Linked DNA regions of Homo sapiens: region 1 is linked to region 2. Evidence: chromatin contacts called from ENCODE Hi-C data. All regions are on one chromosome and are shown on one strand. Each heading gives the region's core, a stretch centred on a gene start or an enhancer-like site at or near the end of the contact. The rest is flanking DNA. Distances are from core to core; before and after follow the strand shown.

What was found. Hi-C counts contacts between places; a loop is a spot of excess contacts on that map. Pooled maps may share reads with other maps.
Region 1: a pooled map of gastrocnemius medialis shows a loop between it and region 2 (1.9-fold over the local background). The contact joins the enhancer-like site here to the promoter of THRB in region 2. A Hi-C loop is called at or near these places in 1 of 50 pooled maps.

The regions. Positions count from the first base shown.
Region 1 is chr3:23,956,417-23,961,768 of GRCh38, reverse strand. NR1D2 (nuclear receptor subfamily 1 group D member 2) reads right to left here. Exons shown (of 8, transcript NM_005126.5): 4 at 1,954-2,098. Among named protein-coding and RNA genes, the nearest start is that of NR1D2, 14 kb to the right of the region's middle. Within about 2 kb of position 2,313, at least 6 of the 41 ENCODE cell types and tissues checked have a DNase peak (open chromatin) inside an H3K27ac peak, as active enhancers do.
Region 2 is chr3:24,492,183-24,497,355 of GRCh38, reverse strand. It overlaps THRB (thyroid hormone receptor beta), which reads left to right and starts at 2,506. Exons shown (of 11, transcript NM_001354712.2): 1 at 2,506-2,704. THRB-AS1 (THRB antisense RNA 1) reads right to left here and starts at 3,269. Exons shown (of 2, transcript NR_046244.1): 1 at 2,865-3,269. RefSeq lists a silencer at 523-728.

The DNA.
Region 1 (5,352 bases), core at 1,064-3,563, 540 kb after region 2:
CCACAACAAAGTTAAGGACATCTACCTCCTAGGTATTTTATAAGCAAAGTCTAAGAAAAGAAATAGGAAATTCGGATGGGTGCAGTAGCTCATGCTTCTAATCACAGCACTTTGGGAGGCTGAGGCAGGTGGACCACCTGAGGTCAGGAATTCGAAACCAGACTAGCCAATATGGTGAAACCCCGTCTCTACTAAAAAAACAAAAACTAGCCAGGTGTGATGGCGGGCGCCTGTAGTCCCAGCTATTCTGGAGACTGAGGCAGGAGAATCGCTTGAACCCAGGAGGCAGAGGTTGCAGTGCGTCGAGATGGTGCCAATGCACTCCAGCCTAGGTGACAGAGCAATACTCCATCTTAAAAAAAAAAAAAAAAAAAAAAAAGAAAGAAAAAGAAAAAAGAAATATGAAATTAGCTAATGAAAACCAGTTTGAAGCAGACCAGTATTACTACACAGCTCCTTACTAACAAAGCTGAGGACTGTTCCCAGCAAGGCATGTGTGATTCAGCTACACACATCCATTACCATTAATGGAATCTGGTAGGTGAAATCATTCCCTGAACACCTGGCCCTTGTCAATTCATTTTTGTAACTTTGCTCTCAAGATCTAACTATGAAATTATCTGCTGTCTTCTTTTCCAGCCTCTTTAAAAAAAAAATCCTTAAAAAAAATTCCACAATCAGTAGAAATGCACTTACTGAAAAATAAACTTGGTAGATTTTAATTAAAACCAGTGAAATAAGTAAAAATGAGATAAGTCATCCTCTATTCTTTTAGAAGCTAGTCTTAGAAGGTGTCTTGTCTCCAATAATCCTATCCATGAGAGAAAGAAAAGCTTCTTTCACAGTCTAGTATTTACACAGAGATAATAAAAATTCAGTATACTTGCCCAGAAAGCCTCGTTAATCTAATTGTAGCCTCTAACATTATTGCTACCAAAAACAAACAACTTAATCATGTTTGATACTTTATCTCTACTCCTCCCTTCACAAATGATTGTCAGTTTTATTCTTTCAGGGCAATCACAATATCCATCAACTATTTTTATAGCATTAGTACTTTTAGCACTATAAAAAAAATTTCAGGGAATTGAAAAAACAAAACATCAATTGCTGAAATCTGTTACTCAAAAAACTCCTGGCCACGCCTGATGGCTCACACCTGTAATCCCAGCGCTTTGGGAGGCCGAGGCAGGTGGATCACTTGAGGTCAGGAGTTCGAGACCAGCCTGGTCAACATGGTGAAACCCCCATCTCTACTAAAAATACAAAAATTAGCCAGGTGTGGTGGCGGGCACCTGTAATCCCAGCTACTCAGGAAGCTGAGGCAGGAGAATCACTTGAACCTGGGAGATAGAGGCTACATTGAGACAGAGTGTCACCGTGTCACCCAGGTTAGAGTGCAGTGGCACGATCTCAACTCAGTGCAACCTCCACCTCCTGGGTTCACGCTATTCTCCTGCCTTAGCCTCCCGAGTAACTGGGATTACAGGTGCATGCCACCACGCTCAGCTAATTTTTTTTTGCATTTTTAGTAGATATGGGGTTTCACCATGGCTGGTCTGGAACTCCTGACCTAAAGTGACCCACACACCTCAGCCTCCCAAAGTGTTGGGATTACGGGCGTGAGCCACCATGCCCGGCCATATAAAAAATGTTTTTAAACTCCATTGGTTTTAGGAAAAAATAAAAAGTAATCAAATTGCACAGAAAAAAAATGGCTCTTTTTAGAAGAAGCAACAACAACAGAAGTTTAGCCAAAAACTGTTTCTGGGATGATAATGCTAAAATACGACTTTAATCAATTTGGTGTCCTGTAAAGCATGAAAATATGTTTTCTGCTTCACCTTAAATACAAGAGGGTCCTTGGTAACCGGTTTATAGCTCTGGTTCATGATGAGGAATAAAAGCCAAGCTCCATACACTTTAGGAACACTCTTTAAACTGGGAACATACCATCTCTTGACATTCCAACAGACAGACACTTTTTGAAGCGACATTGCTGACATCTGTTCCTATTCATTCTCATTATAGAACAGTTTTCATTCTTCAGGCACTTCTTGTACTGGATGTTTTGTTGAATACTTCTCCGAAAGAAACCCTAAGAACAAAGGAAGATTTACTTACCCATTTAAAAACACCCAAATGAACTTCTTATAAACACTGCTCCCATACCTATCTAGTGTATATGACGAACTACAGTCCCAGTATATGACTCACTATCTGGGAAACACTATGTCTTAGGACAGAGGGAAATACAATGTTGACACACAGAATTTAATTTCGATTCTTATTGGTATGAGTAAGCACCTAACACCTACTAACCAAACAAAATTCTTCTTCCCTTCAGAGATTCTTTGTCCTTACCCAAAACACCCCTTGCAACAACCACACTACCCTGTTACCAGACCCTGCCTGCAGTCACATTTTCCATCTCATACTTTTATTCACTACAAATTCCAAAACTCTTGAAGTATGAATGACTGATTCTTTTTTTTTTTTTTTTTTGAGATAGGATCTCGTTCTGTTGCCCAGGCTAGAGTGCAGTGGCATGATCACAGCTCACTGCAGCCCTGACCTCCCTGGCTCAATTTTCCAACCACAGCCTCACAAACAGCTGGGACTACAGGCATGCGCCACCACACCCAGCTAATTTTTGTATTTTTTGTAGAAATGAGGTTTTGCCATGTTGCCTAGGCTGGTCTTGAACTCCAGGGCTCAAGTGATCTGCCAGCCTTGGCCTCCCGAAGTGTTAGACTTACAGGGTGTAAGCCACCACCACTCCGGACCTGATTTTTTGTTTGTTTGTTTGCTTGCTTTCTTGAGACAGACTCTTGCTCTGTAGCCCGGGCTGGAGTGCAGTGGTGCGATCTCAGCTCACTGCAACCTCCACCTCCCAGATTCAAGGGATTCTCCTGCCTCAGCCTCCCCAGTAGCTGGGATTACAGGCACGTGCCACCATACCTGGCTAATTTTTTGTATTTTTAGTAGAGACAGGGTTTCACCATGTTGGCCAGGCTGGTTTTGAACTCCTGACCTCAACTGATCCGCCCACCTTGGCCTCCCAAAGTGCTAGGATTACAGGCACGAGCCACCATGTCCAGGCTTTTTTTTTTTTTTTTTTTTTTTAAAGAGACAGGGTCTTGCTCTGTCACCCAGGCTGGAGTACAATGACGTAATAATAGCTCACCGCAACTTCGAACTCCCGGGCTCAAGCAATCCTTCTGCCTCAGCCTCCCAAGAGCTGGGACTACAGACATGTGCTACCACATCCAGCTTTTTTATTTTTTGTAGAGGTAGGGTCTCCCTATGTTGCCCAGGTGGGTCTCACACTCCACCTCAAGCAATCCTACAGCTTCAGCCTCCCAAAGAGCTAGAATTACAGGCCTGAGCCACTGCACCCAGCCTAAATGACTACTTCTTAAAAAGTGGACTGAGAAATATGTTTGATAGCTATAATCCCCTCACTAGATTGTGGATTACATTAACAGAAGTTGGTCTTTCCAGGATCATTACCTGCTGACAATGGCAAGGCCTACTTATACATGACAGAAATCACTGACTACGTGCCAGCAACAGGTAAGTGTTACACCACACACCAACAGAGTAGCTAACTATCCAAGGAAAGACAGTTCCCAACTAGATGGCTACAAACAGCTGCCTTTACTCCACACACAAACAATTCCAGTACATGTTCTGTGATAGGTCTCCAAAGATCTCCAGTTTCATGGTACCAGGGAGGACAGAAAACTCAAGAATGCAATTACTGAAATTATTTTAAACTGCATTTTCCTTTTATATGACAACTAAACACATTTCCCGAATCTATACTAAGTAGTCATGGGACACAACATTTTTATATTTTATTATTGTGATACTATACACTTGACTTAGATACTACAAGAGCTGAACTAGACATTTTAAGAGTACTGCACAGATGTGTATTTATCAAGAATATGCAATCAGCTCATTCAGTTTGTGCTTTTATTTTCTAGCTATAAAGTAAGAATAATGCCTTCCCCAATATTACTTCACTTTTTTTTTTTTTGAGACGGAATCTGGCTCTGTCGCCCAGGCTTGGAGTGCAGTGGTGCAATCTCAGCTCACTGCAAGCTCCGCCTCCCGGGTTCACGCCATTCTCCTGCCTCAGCCTCCCGAGTAGCTGGGACTACAGGCGCCCACCACTACGTCCGGCTAATTTTTTTTTTTTTGTATTTTTAGTAGAGACAGGGTTTCACTATGTTAGCCAGGATGGTCTCGATCTCCTGACCTCGTGATCCGCCCGCCTCGGCCTCCCAAAGTGCTGGGATTACAGGCGTGAGCCACCGCACCTGGCCTATTACTTCACATTTTTGTAAAAAAAAAAAAAAAAAAAAAAAAAGATATATAGAGAAGGAGAATCTTTTTTAAACAATGAAAAAAATGCTACATCTATAAAAAATACTGACTTGTCTTACAAAGTTACCCGGCCATTAAAAGTTAGCAAACTTGGCAGGGCGCGTGGCTCACGCCTGTAATCCCAGCACTTTGCGAAGCCGAGGCGGGCAGATCACCTGAGGTTAGGAGTTCAAGACCAGCCTGGCCAATGTGATGAAACCCCGAATCTACTAAAAATACAAAAATTAGCCTGGAGTGGTGGCGTGTGCCTGTAATCCCAGCTACTCGGGAGGCTGAGACAGGAGAATCACTTGAACCCAGGAGGCAGAGGTTGCAGTGAACCAAGATCACACCACTGCACTTCAGCCTGGGAAATAAGAGCAAAACTCCATCTAAAAAAAAAAAAACTGGCAAACTCGCAATTCATTCAGAGCCACACTTGAAAATATTTCCTCTCCCATCATGTATATTCATTATCTTGTTTACCCATCATATCTCGCCAAACTAGATTCTTGCTTGTGGCCTCAAGTCAGAGAACAGCAAGAACATGTGTCTTCATCACGTTAATTTTTGATACTCAGGAGAAAAGATTGTGCCAAGTTTTTTAAAAAGAGAGAAAGATTCCCTGTATATAGGTAGGGAGGTAGAGACCATCTCACTTGGAATTATTTGACCAATACTCTAATAGCAATAACTAGAAAATAGTCAACTAAACTTACAAATAAACTAGCTTTCCCAAGGGCTCAACTTATATTCAGGATTATTTTACTCACTTGGCATTATTTTTTAAGATACCACATTTTTTTCAAGTATGTAGCAATTATTCCCAGCTCCCAGTACCTGACGTGTCATTAAGTCAAAGTATATGATGAGATCCTAATTCAAAGTTTGGTTTAAACTAAGTTCCCACAAGGCAGAAGTAGTGCCTTCTCTGTTTTGTTCCTTGTTATTTCACTACCACCTAGAACTGTGCTTGAC
Region 2 (5,173 bases), core at 1,257-3,756:
AAATGACATGATCTCTTGGTAACCCTTCTTTACCATCATCATGCAGCCTGTAGGACAGCCCTCAGAGGTCCTGTTCAAAATGGAACCCTAGTAGTTCACGTTATCATTAACATTGCAGTAAAACTGCCCTCCCCCATTGTTGTAGAACATTGTTACTACCACAGTCTCATGGATTGTTTGAATAATGCCACGCCCTTTATTTATTTCATGCTTTAATTGGCTCATTTCTGAATTTTCTGGGCAAAATGAGATCAGAAAGACAAAGCCCTTGAACAAAGAGAAGCAACAGTTTTTGTTACATTTCATTTTGTCCTCTGTATGTCTCCTTCTTAAATAATTTAGCTCCAAGTTATACTCAGGAAGAGAAAAAAATTAAAAGTTCCAGTAGGCCGAGAAGCCCATGATCCACCGTGTTGAAGGAAGATTTGCTTCACCTCACCACCCCCCAACCCCCTCCCGCCCCCCCGCGGTAATACTAAGCTGTTCACACGCTGTGAAGAAGACCCGAAGACTAGGTTGTCAACTGTTGGGGCCTACCTGCGCCAGACTTCTTCCTCAGTGGCCAGCTTTCTCACCCCCCGTTAGCCACCAGGGGGCCGCCTGCTTGGAACAAGTGGTGTAGACGCCACAGCTTTTCTCCAAACCAACCAAAACATTCCGGGGCAGCTTTGGAGCAAAGCCCAGGAACTTCCCTGCAAAGGAGAACAGCTCTCCAACTACAGAAGCCTGCAAGTCCTATGGTGCAGACTTATTAAGAGTAGAGAAGAAAGCACGGACTTCTCACCGAGGACCAAAGGGAAATGGGGTCTCTGGGGCCTGCAACTTTCTTAAAAGTGCATCAGTGAAACCCTGCTTATCCAGCGGGGTGGTTGTTAATGCTGTCAGCAGGGGTGGGGGGCCTCTCACCCCTTTCCCTGGGACGCTCAGAAGAAGCGAGAATAAAACATACATGTCACTGGCTGGAAATCTAGAGAACCTTCCAATAAATAACCTATACATTGTCAGGCAGCTGAGGATCCATATCGTCATAACTCTATTATACTGCGTGTTACACGAATAGATGTGAATATTAAATTATGATGTCGGAATTATTTTAATACTGTCTATAAGAAATTAATTGTACTCTGTTGTCAAAGTAGTTTTGTTGCAACTATAGTTCCTTATTGACTACCTTTTAGCTGAGTGAGGACTCGGTATTTCCCAAGTATCCTTCTAGCTCAGAAAGCAAGTCTCTTCCTGGTCTCCAGGACTTAAGGTCGGGGGCATTTGAGAGACCTATATTTGCCCGGGAAAGATCTCTTGAAGAGTATACATTATTTTTGTCTTCCTGGTTTTATCTATACATTTCCAGGGCAAAGACAAATTAATAGGGCGGCCGTTCTGGGACCTGAGGAGTGTCTCAGCCCTGTACGCGCCTCTCCCACGATATGCATAATGGCGGTGGGGGCGGGGGTGTCCTCCTTAAGGGCAACCCAGGCACGTCCCAAACTTCCATTCGTGGGGTGGCCGTGGTGGTTAAGAGAGCTGCCAGATGGTCGGACCAGCGGAGGCCCCAAGAAGAGCCAGAGCGCCCTGTATTCCCGACACGCGCCACAAGTGGTTTAGGAGCGGAGGGAGGAGCGCTGCGGCACGGGTCGGGCCGGTCGGGCCGGGCAAAGAAGGCCGAGACGTGCTCCTGGAAGACTCGCCCTCCGGTCCCGGTGTCACTCGTTCCCCATTCTTTCCTCTTCTCCAACTAGAGTAATGACGCCCAAACCCGCACCTATGCGCGCAGGCAATCGGGTGGGTGGACGCGCGGCCACCAAACCCACAGCACCGTCACCAACCCTGGGAGGGCACGGCCGGGATTAGGAGGAGGGGGAGCGCCCACACCTGGGGAGGCAGGTGCGGAGGCGGCCGGCCCGGGGACCTCGAGTGCGTAGGACTCGGGGTCGGGGTCGGGGTCGGCAAGCCGGGCGCTGTGAGCGCGTCGGAGCGCTGGCCCGGAGCCTGGCAGGGGGCGTCTGTACCGGCTGGGCAGCCCGGGGCGGTGGCGATGGCTGGCGGCGGCGGCGGGGTGTGCGCCAGGAGGCCATTTCCTCGCTGCGCCCCTGGCGGAGCCGGGTTTGCCTGCTCTTGGCCGCCGCCGCCACCGCCGCGCAAGTCGGACAGCCGTGAGGGCTGGAGGGGAAACCAGGTCACCGGTTCGCAGACGCGGCGCGGAGCAGGCGCCCCGGGCCCGGAGTAAGACAGCGCCCGGGAAGCGGGCCGGGGCGGGCCGGGCACGCGGGGGACCCGGAGAGGCGGGGACTCTGGTGCCCCAGCCGCAGTAGCTTCCTACGCCTATAAAAGTGGAGAGACCGGGGAGGTGCGGCGCGGCCCTGGCTGCGGCCGCCTCTCTTCGCCCAAGGAGTTGACATTTTGCAGGACTCGCGCGACGCCCAGTCGCCGGCGCTCCCCGGGACCCCGCCGCCGGGAGGAGGGGGCGGAGGAGGGTGGAGACTGCGGGGCTTGGCCAAGGAAGGCGCACATCCTCGGGCGGGCGGCCGTGACGCGGCGGGGATTAACTTTGCATGAATAATGTGAGTGCGCTTGGAAAAGAGACCTCCTGCTCCGCGGGCTCGGGGCAAGAGCCCGCAGGCTACCTTCCCCGGGCAGGGGCGCTCAACCCAACCGGCTCCAGGGCACTGGTAATTTGGCTAGAGGACCGCGCGGAGGCAGCGGGGTGAGAGGAGGAGGGGGCGACAGTTCCAACTGTCCACAGGGTGGGCGGGATGGTGACGGAGCGTCGCAAGAACCCGGAGGGGTGCGGGCGGCTAAGCCGAGCGCGCGCGGGCGGGCAGGCGGGTGAGCGTGGGTGGTGGGGGTGTCATCAGCCTGATTACCTGCCTCCGCGGGGCTTCTGCGCCCCGGATCTGGGAGGAGGTGCCCTCTCGTGTTCGGGCACCGCGCGGCGGCAGGCTGGGAGCTACGGAGTGGACAGTGGTGGAACAGGGTGGCCGGGCTCTGTTCCAATCGCAGCGGCTCTGTTCCTCAAACCCCAAGCCCAGCTGTTGACATGTTCCTTGTGAAATGGAGTTTGGCATCCTCAGCGCCGAACCCAGTGGAAGTTTCCATGATGAGGAAGTTGTGTGACATGGGGGTTCGGAAAAGGTTGGCAGGCCAGGGGGGAGGGTTAAAGGGACTGTGGGTCTCCCATCCCCCCTTTTTCGCCTGCCCCGGAACTCCCGGGCTTGGAAAGGAGAATTATCCTGGATGTTGGCGTGCGCCGTGGCCGGTGCCTGGCGACTGGGCTTCTCTCCGCCTCCTGGGGGCTTGGCGGGGATTTCGCTAGCCTCCTGGGTCGCGCTCCTTCGCTTTGCTTCTCTTGGCGCAGCATCTTCCTCTGGGTCTCCTCGAGTTGGTTGTGATACCAATTGTGCCAACTGTGTGACCTCCACCCCCTCGGAGAAGGACTCATTTGGGGGAATTTTCATTCTTAGTGGATTTTGCCCTTCTTAGCGGCAGTTGTCACTTTGGGGGAGGATTTCCCAATGACCATTGTGGGATTATTATTAGTGTTAATTCTTAAGCCTTCTTATTTATTTTAAGGAGGGGGAGGGAGAAAATGAGATGAATTTTTTTTAAATGTACAAGTTTCCCCAAATGGAAAATTTTAAAAGAAGGATCTAGAAACATAACAATTCATAAAGTGAGTCAAAGAAAGGAAAGAGTTTGCATGAACAGCCAAGTTCAGATTCTCCATTCTCCTTTGTCCACATAAATTTAGAATTTTTGAAGATTCAAACACTGTGTAATCAGTAAATATATTTGAAATACCTTCTTCCTCAGCACATTATTGGTCTTGGGTACTAGTGAGATTCAGTTTTAAAGACCTGTGTGGAAGTTCAAGAAATTAAGCATTCCTTGCACAGTGTATTAATATCAAGCACAGCAGTTTATATAATGATAAATGTATTAGGTAATGTAGACCTGTTGGGCAATCTTCACATTATTTGGCTTTAGTTTAGTATGCTTATTTAAATTGTAAGAATGTATAGCATGCAATGCACTGCAAAGAAATAAAAATTGCATTTTAACGTGTTCATGATTCATTCTGAATATTCAGTGACTGACCTGCTCCCCAATTCACTTCTGCTTAATTCTTTCTAATTCCGAAATCAGTCAGAGGCTAGGAAACAATGAAAAACGTGTTTCAGTGCAAAGTATTTTAAGCAGTTGATGTTTTTAGGATGTTTTCATGCCAGGTGGCTAAGTGTTTTAATTGAGTCAAACAGAAATCCAGTACCAAGTGATTTGTTTGGAGTGTTTTATACAAAGACATTGGTGAACGATCATTTATAATTTGAGCATGTTAAAGAAATACTAACAGAATCTATTTTTACCTGATCTCAGAGGTTTATTATATATTGGAAGTGAGACCATCTGCTAGTAAATACAGTTTGGCTTTATTTTATAGCCAGTGAAAAATAAATAATACTGAGTATAGCTACAGAACTGGTTTTTTAAAGTGAAATAATTCCTGTTGGCATTACAATGCAAAGGTATACTTTTATTGACATTGGAATATTGTTACATAAAGCAACTGACATTATGTAGAGGAATGAATATTCCATGTATCTCCTTTCAGTTTCTTTGTAGTAAATTCTGCCATAATTAGAGATGAATTAAGACAACTTTTTAATCCATTATCTTTGGGAAAGGTGATTTCTTAAAATCGCCTTAAAAGCAGAGAAAGCTGTGGATTCCTTTCCTCTCCTGGGGTTTTTGCAGTTGTTTAAAGCATGAGTTGTGTGGAGCCACAAATGGTATTGCATGTTTCTTTTTTTAGTAAGCCCATCTTTTTGATGGAAATCAGAGTAAAGGTGATTGGTTTCTTCGCCCTGGTCTTCTCATTCTAGTGTAAGATTACGTGTCACCTTCTTAGAAAGCCCTTCCCTGACCACTTGAGCAAAGGCGGTCCCTCATTCCTTTTCAGACCCATCACACTGGTTTTTCTCTTTGTTTGTTTGTTTTGTTCTTCTTTTTCTTTCCTTTATTGTATTTGCAATCTGAATTGTTCATTTCAATTGATGCTTGTTGATCGCCTGTATCCTTGCCTAGAATATCGAATCCATGAGCACAGGACTCTTGACTGCCTCACTCACTCTTATTTTCCAGCATCTAGAACAATACTTGGCACACAGTAGGTGCT